Linked DNA regions of Homo sapiens: region 1 is linked to region 2. Evidence: chromatin contacts called from ENCODE Hi-C data. All regions are on one chromosome and are shown on one strand. Each heading gives the region's core, a stretch centred on a gene start or an enhancer-like site at or near the end of the contact. The rest is flanking DNA. Distances are from core to core; before and after follow the strand shown.

The links. Hi-C counts contacts between places; a loop is a spot of excess contacts on that map.
Region 1: a loop to region 2 is called in a map of mammary epithelial cell, with 4 times the contacts of the local background. The contact joins two enhancer-like sites. A Hi-C loop is called at or near these places in 1 of 168 maps with a recorded cell type or tissue (mammary epithelial cell).

The regions. Positions count from the first base shown.
Region 1 is chr11:12,767,588-12,771,250 of GRCh38, forward strand. All of the region lies in intron 3 of TEAD1 (TEA domain transcription factor 1), which reads left to right. Among named protein-coding and RNA genes, the nearest start is that of TEAD1, 95 kb to the left of the region's middle. Within about 2 kb of position 2,409, at least 7 of the 41 ENCODE cell types and tissues checked have a DNase peak (open chromatin) inside an H3K27ac peak, as active enhancers do; they include mammary epithelial cell, where a contact is called at or near this core.
Region 2 is chr11:12,284,947-12,288,585 of GRCh38, forward strand. It overlaps a transcript of MICAL2 not described here. Among named protein-coding and RNA genes, the nearest start is that of PARVA, 91 kb to the right of the region's middle. Within about 2 kb of position 2,170, at least 23 of the 41 ENCODE cell types and tissues checked have a DNase peak (open chromatin) inside an H3K27ac peak, as active enhancers do; they include mammary epithelial cell, where a contact is called at or near this core.

The DNA of each region.
Region 1 (3,663 bases), core at 1,159-3,658, 480 kb after region 2:
AAAAAAGGACAACTCTATGATGAGGTTTTTGGCCACCGGAGGAGGTGGCTTCATTCGCTTTCTGCTAACTTGGTCTTTGGGGAGCTGAGACTTTATGTGTTTGGGCTGTGTGTGGATAGGTGGCTTCTGCTGTGGGCACCCTTATGTGTAGGCAGTCGTTTTTATGGATTACTAGAAGGGGTACGAGATGTCCTTTGACCTGGTTCCTAAGGGCATGTGTGCTCAGTCCCTGGGGCTCTCTCTTTCTCTGTGCTTGTCTTTTTCATTTTTTGTTTTTACACAGCTACGTGTGACTCTTTTCCTGGTAGATCATGGGAGAGGAGATAGATAGCAGGAGGACAAGATGAGAGGGAAGTTCTTGATCAACAAACTTATCCAGAATTGGATTTCAGAGGAGCAGGCTGTAGTTTAAAACAAAACAAAATAGATAGCAAACCACGGGAACACCTGAATTTGTTACTTTTGCAACTGAAAATCCCAGTCAGATAGACCCCATAATCAAATAGGGCAGGGACAGGAACTAACCTTCACTGGTTGCTTGCTGTAGAGGCAGAGAAGTATATAACACTTAACAGTCTGGACTCTATAAATAATATGAATCCTGGCCCTGCACTTCTAGATATCAGATTTTTATCGAGTTACCTTACTTCTCTGTCTCAATTTCCTCAACTGAAAAGGAGGATTAGATAGATCTTACTGTGTAGGATTATTAGAAGAATTAAATGAACTAATTGTTATCTGGAACACCACCACCCCCTGCAATGTTTGAACTGTATCTAGCATATAGTGAGAGGTATGTAAGTGCTTATGAACTGAAAACAAAGAAGTGCTCTCTGCCAAGCACTATGCTAAAGGCTCCACATACAATTCTGTCTAATGCTCTTAACAATGCTTTGAAGCTGGTATTATCATCCTCACTGTATAGACAGGAAGCTGAGTCTGAGAGGGGTAAAATGGCTTGCACATGGCCAATATAAATGGTATAGCTAGCAGGTTTCAAATTCAGGGCTGTCTGACTCTACATCTTGGACTTTTCTACTGAGCTTTTGTTCCTTCCTTGGTAGAGACCGTTATACATAAATCCAGTGAATCAGTATTGAGCCCCAGCGCAGCTGTATTCCAGCCCTGTGCTAGGGGTTGTCAGGGATACTGTAGTGAACCAGACAGACATGGTCCCTGCCCTCATGGAGCTATCTCAAGTTCATTTGCAGGAAACTGACCTGAGGTCAGGACTGTGTGCCAAAGCTTTCTGAGAAGTTTGAGAGCCCTTTGAAGATGGTCACCTTCCACTTAGCCTTTTGAAGCCTATTCTTGGCTACCAAGGTCGAGGGCACCTGGCCTGTTGCTGGCAGGAAGAAATCATCTCAAATAACATAGCGGAGAGGATCCCAGATCACAAGCCTGGCCTCGGTAGTGGCCAGGAGGATGTCTGGAAGATTCTAGTGCCCTAGGATCCTATAAGCAGTCTGGGCAGAGCTGTTGCTTCCAGACATCTTCCTGGCCACTATTGACTTTCTCCTTTTGCAAGCAGATGTCTTCAGGATCCTTGCTTAGGTCAGCTCCAAGGAAGGACCCTTTCTTACTGGGATACCAGGACTACTGGTCAGCCCCAGAGACCTGAATTGTGAGGACCAGCGAAGATGAGGGGGAGGGTGTCTCTAGTCAGTCCTCCCCCGCTGCTGACCTGTGCCCTGCCCACCAGGACAGCATAGGACTTAGGATTGCATCTTTCTTTACTTCATAGGAGCAGAAGTCAGAAGAGGAAAGAGGGCTTTTTAAATGAGGTAGTGGCAGAACTGACAAGGGGGTATCAGAATGAGAGTGCACACAAGTAAGTGGGAGTATGTATTGATTAGTCAGTACAGCAAAGAGACTGAAACCTGTGGTCGCTACACTCCTCTGGATGCAGAGGACTGGTCAAAAAATTGCAGAATCATCCTTTTATAAGATAGTATGTTCTCATAACAGCTCTTTGAGGATCAGGGAGGTAGGCTTTGTCAGTGGAGGCCCCAGAGCCCTGGTGTGGAAATGGCCATAGACTCCCAGCCCTGGAGGGTCTCCAGGCCTTGGCAAAGTGTTCTTCTCGGAGCTCCATATGAACATCATGTGGCATCTTTGATTTCCTCTTTCGGACCTCTGATTCAGGGTGTTATTTCAAGTTAATTGGTTAGAAGCGTGAAACAAACAGCTATGTGGTAGAACAGGCTAGAAGCTCCCAAAGCCGGGACCCCACCGATCACAGGATGTATTTCAAGGCCTGGAATATAGAAGGTGTCAGTAATGTTTGCTGAATAAATGCTTATGGGAGATGAATTATGGTTCAAACAGAGAACGTAGGTGATTAAGCCTGTAAGCCCTGAGGGCCTCTCCTGTGGGAGGAAGTGGCTAGAAAAAAAGAAGGAAAAAAAGAGGAAGATGTTTATTTAATGATCTTAGATTGAGAAAGAAGAAGCCCTATTTTTTATGTTGGCAAATGTTAGTTGAAGAGATAGAAAAGATTTCTGCACAAAATATGGACAATAGCAGAGCAAGGGTTAATTCTGGAATGCTCAGAACAGATGAGTAATGGGGAATTTTTGAAATAGTTTGGTTCCTGTGAGAATAGCAGGGCCAGCGTCATCAGCATTTTGATTGGGAAGCTTAATGTGTGGGGGGTATGCAAAAGTGTATGCACAAGGTGTGAGCTCATGTGCAATCCGGGTACAAAGTAGCTAATTAAAGATGGCTCAAGAATTGGTCATAAGGGAGGTAGAAGGAAAAGAACATGAAAGTATTACCAAGTTATGCTTTCCAACAGCTTTTCTGTGGCAGTGGATGAGCCCTGGGATTCAGGAAGATGTGGATTCATAAATCATTTATTGAGGGCCTGCACTGTGCTTTGAATGTGATGGGGACAACAGACATAAAATAACTTAAAAAGCTGACCTGTGTGAGCAGTTAACATACCAGGCACTTTCCCATTGCTATAGGATGTGCGATCTTGATTATTCCTCAAAAACAACCCAATAATATAGGTACTGTAATTATGCCCATTTTGCTGCTGAGGAAAGTGAGGTCCAGCAAGGTCAAGTTATTTGCTTGAGGTCACATAGTAAATAAGCTGTGGAGCTGACATTTACAACCAAGCCAGTCAATACAAATGACTCCAATATTGATATGGAAGGAAGTATATTCTGTACTAGAGATATACCTGGTTTAGTAGTGGAGCAGCACAAAGTGTGATCATTTATGATTGGGGAATTGACTTGTATATGTTTGAGAATGAAAGAGAGCATGAGACAGACAGACTTAGCTAACTTTGAACTTTGGGAAAAAGATCATGTAGCGGTTTTTAAACTTATTTTGGATTATAGATTATTTTGGATTTCCACCCCTTGGAGAATCTGTGGAAAGCTATGGACCCTTTCCCCCAGAAAAATCACATATTTGTATGTAGTTTTAGGACTGTTGCATGTAACTTCAGGCAAGTTCTGGAGCACAGGTTCAGACTTGCCCCATTGGGGAAAAGGAGAAGGGAAGGGCATTCTGGCTGAAGGAACATGTGATAAAGGCATGGAGGCCTGGAAGGGCACAGCCCTGATGTGCTTAGAAATGAAAATATCTCCTGGGGGAGGGGTACAGGAGCCAGCATTGTGTCGTTGCGGGTCCGAGTGCCATGCCAAG
Region 2 (3,639 bases), core at 920-3,419:
TTTCTCAAGACAGGGGAATTGCGATAGAAAAAGAGTTTAATTTACACAGAGCTGGCTGTACAGGAGACCAGAATTTTATTATTACTTAAATCAGTCTCCCTGAAAACTCGGGGATCAGGATTTTTAAAGATAATTTGTTGAGAAGGGGTTCGGAAAATGGGGAGTGCTGATTGGTCAGGTCAGAGATGAACTCATAGGGAGTCAAAGCTGTCCTCTTGCACTGAGTCAGTTCCTGAGTGGGGGCTAAAAGACCAGATGAGCCAGTTTATCAATCTAGGTGGTGCCAGTTGAACCTCTGAGCGCAGAGTCTGCAAAATATCCCAAGCACTGATCTTAGGCTTTACAATAGTGATGTTAGCCTCAAGATGCAATTTGGGAAGGTTCGGAATCTTGCAACTTCCAGCTGCATGACTCTTAAACCACAATTTCTAATCTTGCGGCTAATTTGTTAGTCCTGCAAAGGCAGTCTTGTCCCCAGGCAGGAAGGGGGTTTGTCTGGGGAAAGGGCTGTTATCGTCTTTGTTTCCAAACTAAACTATAAACTAAGTTCCTCCCAAAGTTAGTTCAGCCTACGCCCAGGAATGAACAAAGACAGGGTGGAGGTTAGAAGCAAGAGGGATTGGTTAAGTCAGATCTCTGTCACTGTCATAATTTTCTCAGTTATAATTTTTGCAAAGGCATTTTCACAAATGGAGTAAGGGAAAGAGAGGAGCTGAAGGAGCTGGTCTTGAGGAAGGAAAGCCCCCAGGTAGTAATTGTCACCTGTGCTCCACAGCCTGGCTGCTAAGAAAGAGTTCCACTGTGAGACCTGGCAGGGAGTGGAATATCTAGGACTGTTTCTAGACAGAAAGAAAGACAGAGGGCTGGGCTAGCTGGGCCTTGGATTTAGGGTCCTGGATTCAGACCCTCCCTGCGTCCATCTCCCACACCCACATCATGCCCTTGGGCTTCCTTTCCGTTCATGCTTCCTGGCCCTGCCTGTGTGCACATTCAGATGTTCACCGTCCCCATCCTTTCTCTCCAGCAGTGATGGAGGCGCAGGGGCCTGAAGCCTGGGAATGCATCTGCAGGCCTTGCCTGGGAACAGGGAACACGTGGACCCCACTGCCCACTCTCACACCCTAAGTGACCAAGACCTGTTTTTCTTCTGCATGTGATGTTCATTTTGCTCAGCTAATCCTCAAGGCCCAGCTGGCAGAGGGGTCTTCCACAGGAAGTACAGTGTCCCGCAAATATGTTTCCCTTGGAACCAGGCCAAGGGAGGGCCACAGCAATGATGGTCCACAGCCTCAATTAAACCTGGTTTCCAAAGGGTTTGGGGGGCTCTGTGGGGAAAGGGGAGGCAGAGAGTAGAACTTCCTGCAGCTTCCTGGCTTCAATCAGAGCAGCTCCAGTTTTTAATGTATTACATATATGGAACATTGATGGCCCGTGATGACCTTAGCTTTAAATAACTGTTCTGACATGAATGAATATGTGCATGTACGTATGTACACATGCATGTATAAATATGTCTACACATATGCATATACGCATAGATGCATGTAGATGCTCACTGATGATCTTAGTAATGATGGTTCATAATTTGAGGCATTCTCTGAGGGTGGTACCTGTCCCATAGCAGGGTCTCAAATATTTGATGCCAGGTGTGGTGGCTCATGCCTGTAACCCCAGCACTTTGGGAGGCCGAGGTGGGAGGATCACTTGAGCCCAGGAGTTTGAGACCAACCTGGGCAACACAGTGGGACCCTGTCTCTATAAAAAATAAAAATTAAAAAATTATCTGCGTGTCGTGGTGCATGCCTATAGTCCCAGCTACTCGGGAGCCTGAGGTGGGAGTATCATTTGAGCCCGAGAGGTCGAGGGGGCAGTGAGCCATGACCCCACCACTGCACTCCAGCCTGGTGACAAGCAAACAAAAACACAAAAATATTTGATGTGTGAACAAATGAAAAGTTTGGTAGAGTGTGTTGTGGGGACAGCAGTATGGTGTGAGGGAAGGAGAGAGTTCAGTCTATTATAATCATTAGTCTATTGACTTGTGGTAATTGAGCTATAGGAGATAAATTCCTACTTACTCTACACATTTAATGGACTCTTCCTCCCACCCCATCTTCCCTGTCCCTTTCTTTTTCCACAGCAGCTCTGCAACGGGCCAATAGCTTCCAGTCTCCAACCCCAAGCAAATACCAGAACTGGAGGAGAGAATTCTGGTGGAGTGAGTCACTAGCTCTCTGGGGGTGGGAGGCTGGGGCTGGGCAGAAGATCTCTGGTTAATTCTCAGGGGCAGCCGTTCTCATTCCTTACATGGTATCTCTCTGGCATGGCCTCCTGGTTGTCAGAGGCAAGAAATAAAATATAAGCTTGACTTTATTTCCACTGCTGACTAGAGGGAGCCTTTTCCAAGGGACTCAAGATCTTCCCATCCCCCTCCACCCCACCCCTGGCTCAGGAATTATGGAGCCTTAGGATTCTACAGTTTCACCCAGACAGGGCCTTAGCCATCATTGCCTCTAAGCTTTTTGAAATACAGATGAGTAAACTGAGGTTCAGGAACTCTATGATTTGATTCTGTACACTGGAGTGAGACTGGGCCATCAGATTAACGGCCTCACACAAAACAGGATGCTACACACAGACACCCACACATCCACACACACACACATGCACACGCACACACACTCACACCCCTACACATACACACACATACACACCTGCTCCTTTTTCTGAGTCACCCTTGGTCCCAGTGTCCTGGGGAAGAGCAGGGCTGTGGCAGGTGCTGAGGCGGCAGGCCCTGCCAGGGGGCGCAGTGAACACGCACAGTCTCACAGCATCTAGGCAGGCCGGGGATCCAGGGACTGCAGCACTCACTGAGCAGAGTTACCTCCTCAGGCCCTGAGCGAGGGGCAGAGACTCTTCATCCAGTTCCAGGCTCATCGCTGCCTTCCACCTCCCCCCACACCCACTCCCTCTCCAGCCTCACCCTAGGAGAGGAGGACCCAGAAAGGCCTTGGCTTAGACAGGGGTTTCTACCAAGAAACGTTGTTGCAGTTGGAACTGAGCCCTGGTCTTCCTTCCTTCTGAGTCAAGGCTCCCAGCCAGTGAGTCATTCCCCCACCATCCCCAGACGCACCACCGTCACACCAGGTCAGGCTGGGACAGGGGCACCTTGGGAGCAGGACCCAGGGCTGCACTCTTGGGCAGGCCACTTCATCTGAGGACAGCCTAGAGTCACTCCTGAATCCTCTGACAGCCCCCAGCGGCGACAGCAGAGGGCAGAGGAGCTAGCATTGCCACACATGGGTCATCGCCTTTACTGCCCTGCTCTGGCCCTCCCCAAGTCCCTGGAAGCCTGCTGCCCAGGCCCGGACTATATGAGTGTAGGGTCCATCCCAAGGCTTCCAGCCCACTCTACTGTGTGCCACCAGTGTGGGGGATCAGTCCCTCCTCAGGAAGCTCCCAGCCTGGGGTGAGAGCAGGGAGGCTGGTGGGAGACCCTCCCAATAGGGCTGGGTCGCTGGGGGAGGTGCAGGAGCAAGAGGACTGCTGAGCAGCCCCATGGTGTCTGGGATGGGCCTGGGAAACTCAGCCTTTAGTTATCAAGGAGTATTGCACAGCGTTTCTCGAGAGTATACAAAA